Linked DNA regions of Homo sapiens: regions 2 and 3 are each linked to region 1. A link is a contact called in ENCODE Hi-C or POLR2A ChIA-PET data. All regions are on one chromosome and are shown on one strand. Each heading gives the region's core, a stretch centred on a gene start or an enhancer-like site at or near the end of the contact. The rest is flanking DNA. Distances are from core to core; before and after follow the strand shown.

The links. A loop is a pair of places that touch in the nucleus more often than their neighbours do. ChIA-PET counts read pairs that join two places held with the same protein, here RNA polymerase II (POLR2A). Pooled maps may share reads with other maps.
Region 2: a loop to region 1 is called in a map of vagina, with 17 times the contacts of the local background. The contact joins the promoter of MYL11 here to the promoter of ZNF267 in region 1. A Hi-C loop is called at or near these places in 1 of 168 maps with a recorded cell type or tissue (vagina) and 5 of 50 pooled maps. POLR2A ChIA-PET finds 5 or more read pairs at or near these places in 1 of 52 experiments (CD8-positive, alpha-beta memory T cell).
Region 3: a pooled map shows a loop between it and region 1 (4-fold over the local background). The contact joins the promoter of ZNF764 here to the promoter of ZNF267 in region 1. A Hi-C loop is called at or near these places in 4 of 50 pooled maps. POLR2A ChIA-PET finds 5 or more read pairs at or near these places in 2 of 52 experiments (GM12878 and activated T-cell).

Annotation. Positions count from the first base shown.
Region 1 is chr16:31,872,495-31,875,140 of GRCh38, reverse strand. ZNF267 (zinc finger protein 267) reads right to left here and starts at 1,334. Exons shown (of 4, transcript NM_003414.6): 1 at 1,172-1,334. The coding sequence starts at 1,174. RefSeq lists silencers at 1,053-1,132, 1,283-1,332 and an enhancer at 1,219-1,513.
Region 2 is chr16:30,373,472-30,376,117 of GRCh38, reverse strand. It overlaps MYL11 (myosin light chain 11), which reads right to left and starts at 1,316. Exons shown (of 7, transcript NM_013292.5): 1 at 1,258-1,316; 2 at 206-298. The coding sequence starts at 1,260.
Region 3 is chr16:30,557,020-30,559,665 of GRCh38, reverse strand. It overlaps ZNF764 (zinc finger protein 764), which reads left to right and starts at 1,292. Exons shown (of 3, transcript NM_001172679.2): 1 at 1,292-1,679; 2 at 1,820-1,933. The coding sequence starts at 1,484. RefSeq lists enhancers at 1,163-1,302, 1,843-2,404.

The DNA of each region.
Region 1 (2,646 bases), core at 85-2,584:
CCAAAGCAAAACCTCAAGTCAAAAGACATTCTTTCCGATAACGTGTCTGTGCCTGGGGAAGATGAATGAAAAAGAGGCACAGTTTTTTTTGCAGTGGAGTGTCAGGGATTTTTTATTCTCTGCTTTCCTCTCACGTGAAATGTATGCCAAAAAAACACAAATCTTTAAAAAAGTGTCATCCACTGCTCTGTGAAATCATGATTAATGAGTAAAATACTGTCTGAAATGTACAATAAATGACCAATAGTTAAGAATGTGAACTGGAGAGGGGAAGTTGGCCTTTGGAAATGTCGGGAAGGAACTGGAAATTTAATATTTTATTGCAAGCCCAGTTAGACTGGGGGAACACAGTGGTGGACTTGAGACTCTGCGTGCTACACGTTAGGAAAGCGCAGGGGGAAAACCAGTTCCCCTGGGCAGTGTTAAGATGATTAATGAGCAGGCGATTATACGGAAGTGGTTATAGTGCCCCAGGTTTCTAGGGAGAAAAACCAAAACCAAACTCAAATGCTTTTCTTGTAAATTACAACTTTAGGGGAAAACAAAATTCAGACTTAACGAACCACAAAGCTCCAATTCACCTCCACCTGCATAGTCTAAATAAGGCAACTACAAACTGTAACCCATCGGTTAATTTGGTCTGCTTCCTCATGCACCTTATAAAAACCTTTCCTTCAAGCCCCTCTGGGGATCTCCGAACCACAAACCAGGACTGCAGGCTTCCCATGTCACAAATCGCTATTTGCTCAAATTCTTCAACGTTTTAACAGTGACTCCCTTTAATTCTTAAGAGGAGTAGTGACTGAGGACCCCACAGGGCACGGTTTCTTCCCACACACCGAACCTGGGTCTCCCCTGAGACGCTCCCGTCCTCACCGCACAATCTGGGGGAGACGCGGGGCTGCGACGCGGAGCTGCCCAGAGAGGGCTCCGGCCAGGGACGAGGTCGCTCTGCGGGGTCGGGATGGGACAGGACACGCGGGGTCCCGGCTGCCGGCCTGGCCGCCATCTTGCAGCGGAGGGGACCGAGGGCCGAGCTGCACCAGTTGGGACTCGGGGCCCAGACCCCGAGGCTGACTGCGGGGAGGCCCGGGTGCCCCTACAGCGGGTTCCCGCCGCTTCCGACCACCGCCCTCCCTCCCTCTGGGGACCCCCGACCCCGCACACTCACCATTTCCCAGCTTCCGGGATGCCCTGGCGTCTTAGCTACGAATCTCCCAGTGCCTGCAAGTCGCAGAGCAACAGAGGTTCTGTTTATTCTCAGAACGCGAAGCCGCCTGGGCCTCCCAGAACGAAAGACTCGGAGCTGTGGCGAGGAGACCCGAGCTCTAACTGGAGCCGACGAAGGCCCCCGCCAAATCCCGGAAGCCGCCCCTGCTCTCCGGCTTCACTCCTGATTGGACGGTTTCCACTCCAGCGCCCCTGATTGGATAAAGCTCCATGCCCCGCCCCCTCATTATTAGTGCCTTTTTTTTTTTTTTTTTTGAAAGGGAGACTGGCTCATTGAGGTGGGGCCGCCTGCTGCGGGTATTACAGCTAATTAAGGGGTGAGCTGCGACTTGAAATACACTTGCTCTTTCCCTTACCTGGTTCTGCTTGTATAAGACATCTTATTAGCTAATTAAGTTTAAGAAGAAGTATATTTAGACACCTTTAAAGCAAGAAAGACCCTCATCCCGTCCCTTAGCACCTCTCTTACCGCACTGTACCCCACTGCTAACGCCACCGTGGGAGGGGGCCCCTCAGCTGGGAACAGAAGGCCGTACACTTCATTCACGTGTTTTCAATTAGGCCCTCGCATGATACATAGACTGAACCAGTGCAAAAGCATCTTATAGGGGCATGCAGGCTGGGGTCCCAGGAGGATGTTGCGGGCCGTGGTGGAACGTGGAAGAGGGGCTGGCCTATTCTTCTAATCTACAACTCTGCCCGCATCTCCTGGAGTCTGCATCACTGGTAACGGGGCCGCTGACTGTCCGTCTGTCTCTCCTTCTCAATCCCTTCAAGCTCAGGGAAGAAGGGTCCTTGGCAGCGACAGGGCTGGGAGCTCAGTTCCTCTGGGCCGTGCTGGCTCAGGCTCTGTGGCCACGGACTCCTCAGCCCTACCTCTGGTTTTTGCTTTTGTTTTGAGACAGGGTCTCACTCTATTGCCCAGGCTGGTGCAGTGGTGCAGTCATGGCTCACTGCAGCCTCCGGGGCTCAAGCAATCTTCCCACCTCAGCCTCCTGAGTAGCTGGGACTACAGGCACATGCCACCATGCCCGGCTGATTTTTGTATTTTTTGTAGAGATGAGGTTTCACCATGTTGCCCAGGCTGGTCTCCATCTCCTGAGCTCAAGCGATCCTCCCACCTTAGCCTCCCAAGTAACTGGGGCTACAGGTTAATAGTCAGTTCGCCAACTCCTGAGCTCAAGTATTCTGTCTGCTTTGACCTGCCAGAATGCCCTATTCCTGTTTTTCTGGAGTCTTGGAGCTAGTGGCGCTGCAGCACCTCGTAGTCTTCCGGCTGAGTAGATTCTCCTAGTCTTCTGGCTGAGTAGAAGGTGGGAGAGGAGGTGGGTGTCAAACTGGGCCAGGGCCCTCGGCCGCCATCTAGCTTGGTTAAACTCCCACTTGGGACAGATCAGGCTCTGTGCCTTATTCAGT
Region 2 (2,646 bases), core at 67-2,566, 1.5 Mb after region 1:
AGGTCCCCCATGGCCCAGCCTCAGCATCCCTACCCCAGGAGGATCAGATGCTGGCTCTCAGCCAACTGTCCTCTTCCACCCCAAGCAGAGAGGGGAGGAAGGAATTCTAAACCTTTCCCCTCCTTCAAGCAGGTGCACATTCCAGGGAGAGGGCCAGCAGGGCTGCTTTTGGTCAGCCTTCCAGTTTCCCCGTCCCCTCACCCACCTCTTTGAACTCCTGGATCTGAGTCTGGTCGAACATGGAGAAGACGCTGGAGCTTCCGCCCTCTACTGTCCTTCTCTTGGCCCTCTTGGGTGCCTGGAGGGTGAGGGTTGAACAAAGGGGCCCATGGACCAGTCCCTCCACCTCTCTGGGGGCAATGGATTAAGAGTCAGAATTCTTCGAGTCCCTGTTCCTAAAGCAGCCCTTTGGCCTGAGTCTCCCCTTCCTTGGGACCTCTTTGCTGAGGGGGCTTGCTTTGATTGCATTCCCCAAATTCCCGTCTGTGGCTCCTGGGTCTCCAACTCTCCATCCCCCACAATGGGTGGAAGCTTCCTTATCTTCTCAGTGTCCTGAGCCTAGCTCCTCTGAGCCTCAGACTTGCTGTGTGACCCCAGCCACTCATTTGCCCTGTTTGAGCCTCTACTTTTCTTTTCTTTTTTTTTTTTTTTTTGAGACAGAGTCTTGCTCTGTCACCCAGGCTGGAGTGCGGTGCTGCGATCTCGGCTTACCGCAACCTCTGCCTCCCGGGTTCAAGCGATTCTTATGCCCCAGCCTCCGTAGTAGCTGGGATTACAGGCATGCACCACCACGCCCAGTTAATTTTTGTATTTTTAGTAGAGACGGGGTTTCGCCTGTTGGCCAGGCTGGTCTCGAACTCCTGGCTTCAAGTGATCCAACCACCTTGGCCTCCCAAAGTGCTGGGATTACAGGCGTGAACCACAGCACCTGGCCTGAGCCTCTACTTTCTCATTTGTAAAATGGGATGGGAGTTATTGCCTGGCTGGTGCCAGAGGGCCTTAGGAAGATGGAGTACAGGAATGAATGGATCAGGCTTTGAGAGGGACTGGGCCCCTGTGAGTTGAATGTCTGGGCGGATTATCATTGATTGGATCCTTTAGGCCATCACACAGTCTGTTTTCCATCAGTGATGCCGAGAAAGAGATGAGCATCCTTTTAACTTTTTGTTGGACTGGGAACCAGCTACTTTCTTTCAAAGGGTGAGGCTGCCCTGAGGTCTAAGGGATCTGGGCAGGGGTTGGAGGATTCTCACTCACCATGTCTTCAGTCTCCGGGGGGCAAGGCAGCGGCTCCGGCTGGAAAGAAGCAAGGAGTCAGCATGGGGCAGTCCCTCTGGGGTTATATAGTCCTGCCCCAGGGAGCCCTTAACATACCAAGGTAACCTTAGCCCTGCGGGTGCCCACCCCAGATACCAAAATAGCCCAACTCAGGGCCTCTCCTTTCTTGGAGGGCTGGCAGCAGCTGGAGCCCAGCGGGGAGGAAGGGGGGAGCATGTCTTGCGATGCATGTCTCACTAGGGCCTGGGCAAGAAGAGATGTTCTTTCTCCCAAAGAGGGGCTGGAATGTGCCAGAGTTTAGAGGGGACGCAACCCAAGGCATCATTCTGGGAGATAAATGAACCAGATCCTGTACCCCTGAGTGGGGTGGGCTCAGATTTAAACCCAGTAAACGTCTGGGTGCAGTGGTTCACACCTGTAATCCCAGCACTTTGGGAAGCTGAGGCAGGAGGATTGCTTGAGGCCAGGAGTTCAGGACCAGCCTGGGCAACATAGTGAGACCCCTGTCTCCCTTTTTTTTTTTTTTAGACAGTCTCGCTCTGTCTCCCAGGCTAGAGTGCCAGTAGTGTGATCTCGGTTCACTGCAACCTCCACCTCCCCTGTTCAAGTGATTCTCCTATCTTGGCCTCCCGAGTAGCTGGGATTATAGGTGTGCCACGAAGCCAGGCTAATTTTTTTTTTCTGTATTTTTAGTAGAGACAGGGTTTCACCGTGTCGGCCAGAGTGGTCTCAATCTTCTGACCTGGTGATCCATCCACCTAGGCCTCCCAAAGTGCTGGGATTACAGGTGTGAGCCACTGCGCCTGGCCCCCGTCTCTATTTTAAATTAATAAAATAAACCCAGTAAACATGTATTGAACACACACAGTGTGCCACGTGCTAGGCTGGGCTTTGTGGATGTACTTTGGCAGACACAATCCCTCCACCCCCACATGGTGGAGTTCATAGTCAAGTGTGTGTAAGTGTGAGGGTGGTGAGAAAGAGCCATCTGTGGAAGCTGAGGGATCAGGTGGGTCTCCTACCTCCCTTCAAGGAGAGGGGAATTTTTTTTTCTTTTCTTTCTTTTTTTTTTTTTTTGAGATGGAGTCTTGCTCTTGTCACCCAGGTGGGAGTGCAATGGTGCGATCTCGGCTTACTGCAACCTCCGCCTTCTGGGTTCAAGCGATACTTCTGCCTCAGCCTCCTGAGTAGCTGGGATTCCAGGCACCCGCCACCATGCCCAGCTACTTTTTTTTTTTTTTTTTGAGATGAAGTCTCGTTTTGTTATCCGGGCTGGAGTGCAGTGGCGTGATCTTGGCTCACTGTAACCTCCGCCTCCCGGGTTCAAGTGATTCTCCTGCTTCAGCCTCCCGAGTAGCTGGGACTACA
Region 3 (2,646 bases), core at 43-2,542, 1.3 Mb after region 1:
CTTAAAAGGGACAGGGATTGCTCACTCGGGGAGTCGGTTTTTGAGATGTGAGTCTTGCCGATGCTCCCAGCCGAATAAAACCCTTCCTTCAACTCGGTGTCTGAGGGGTTTTGTCTGTGGCTTGTCCTGCTACAACAGGACATGTATGAAGTCACGTGGAGCACAGAATAGACCATCAGAAAGTGAGAGAGAGGTCTGGGGGAGAGTTGGTGACATTTACTAGATAAAGACCCTAGGGGAAGCAGATTGGGGCAAGAAAGGGATGAGTTGGATTTGAGTAGAGGAGCCTTGGGCCATCTGTCCAGGGGCAGGATGTGAGGGGAGGTGAGAGCCCGGCTGCAGCTACAGGGAGACTGGCAATTGGGAGGCGTCCTGAGCAGCACATGGGAGAAGCTCCTAGAAGAGAGGACCCTCTGACTTTCTCAACCTTACCCTACTCTCCCCACTGCCTCCGCCATCTAGAAACTTCCAGAATTTCAGGCCCCAACAAGCCTACGATGGAGGAGGTTCTCCTGTATCCACTCCTTTTTCTTTCTTTCTTTCTTTTTTATTTTTGAGACAGAGTTTCGCTCTGTCGCCCAGGCTGGAGTGCGGTGAGGCAATCTCGGCTCACTGCAAACTCCGCCTCGCGCGTTCAAGCGATACTCCTGCCTCAGCCTCCCCAGTAGCTGGGATTACAGGTGCACGCCACCACACCTGGCTGTTTTTTTGTGTGTTTTTAGTGGAGACGGGGTTTCACCATGTTGGTGAGGCTGGTCTCGAACTTCTGACCTCAGTTGTTCCGCTGGCCTCGGCCTCCCAAACTGCTGATTACAAGCGTGAGCCACTGCGCCACGCCCACTCCATTGGTTTTTTTACACTCAACATTGGGAAGAGACTGCTGTTGCCCTGTTTCTGAGATAACAAGGACAAAACGAGAGAGTGATGAGCTGGAGCCCGATTATAAAACGGTCCACAAACGAAAACTAATGCCTGAGTTCAGTAAGGCCGGGAGGCCAGCTCACTCCCGCGAGGCGCTCTTTTGTTCGTGCAAACCGGGGCGGAGCTCTCTGCTGCACCGCCTCGCCGGGCCGGGGCGGAGCTCTCTGCTGCACCGCCTCGCCGGGCCGGGGACTAAACATGCGCGGCTAGTTTTCAAGGCCGGCCTCTGTATTAGTCACCGCGGCCATTTTGGATGAGGGTACGGAGAGAACGCGGACTGGAGATACCGGGGGCGTTGTCTTGGGCACGACTGCGTAGGGGCAAAGGTCGAGTACCCGCGCCGCCGCCATTTTTTATGAGGGCATATTCCATTTCTGATTATACACCCGCTGCCATCGGCACCGTTAGTTTCCACGCCCTCTAGTGCGCCCTCGGGGGCCCTAGTAACCTCCCTCCTTCCCTTGGGCCCGGGCCGGGGAGGCTTTCTCGGGCGCAGGAGGTTCCGCAGGCCCAGGCCAGGCCAGGGGAGGCAGCCGATCCGTCGTCGGGGTTGACAGTTACCATGGCGCCGCCTCTGGCCCCGCTCCCTCCCCGGGACCCAAACGGGGCCGGACCCGAGTGGAGGGAGCCGGGGGCTGTGAGCTTCGCGGACGTGGCCGTGTACTTCTGCCGGGAGGAGTGGGGCTGCTTGCGGCCAGCGCAGAGGGCCCTGTACCGGGACGTGATGCGGGAGACCTACGGCCACCTGAGCGCTCTCGGTGAGAGCCCCACCTGCTCGCCTGAGCCCTGCGCCCCCACAGGCCCTGCCGCGCCTCTGGGAGCTGCGCGTGAAGTTGGGGGCCCCGGGGCCGGGCAGGTGGCCTCCCCGCAGCGTGGGGTTTGCGTTCTTCTTCCCTAGGAATCGGAGGCAACAAGCCAGCTCTCATCTCCTGGGTGGAGGAGGAGGCCGAACTGTGGGGTCCGGCTGCCCAGGATCCGGAGGTGGCGAAATGTCAGACACAAACGGACCCAGGTGGAGTATCGGGTGCTCAGTCCCATGGGGACTTCTCTGTTCCTGTCCCATCCCGGTACCCTCTGCCACCTCCAGCTACCTGCTTAGCAGTTTCCTCTCTGAACTGCCTTCTCAACTGCGACGACGAGGCTGAGCCCCTGCGTGGCTCCCAGATGCAGCCTAGAAAGGAGCTGTGATGGGGGCTCTGGCCCTGCCATACCCGCCTCTGAGTCCTCACCTCTGCGTGGTCACTACACTCTGGGGGCTTTTTTTGGTGTTTTTGTTTTAGAGACAGGGTCTCGCTTTGTTGTCTAGGCTGAGTGCAGTGGCGGCATCATAGCTCACTGTAGCCTGGAACTCCCGGGCTTAAGCAGTCCTTCCACCTGGGCCTCCAGAGTAGCTAAGACTGTACAGGTGCTCGCCACGAAGCCTGGGTAATTTTTTTTTTTAGACAGAGTTTTACTCCGTTGCCCAGGCTGGAGTGCAGTGGTGCCATCTCAGTTCACTGCAACCTCCCACTCCCAGGTTCAAGTAATTCTCCTGTATCAACCTCCCAAGTAGCTGGGATTACAGGCGCCCGCCACCAAGCCTGCTTAATTTTTTTTTTTTTTTTTGAGACAGAGTCTTCCTCTGTCGCGCAGGCTGGAGTGCAGTGGCGCCATCTCGGCTCAGTGCAAGCTCCGCCTCCCTGGTTGACGCCATTCTCCCGCCTCAGCCTCCCCAGTAGCTGGGAC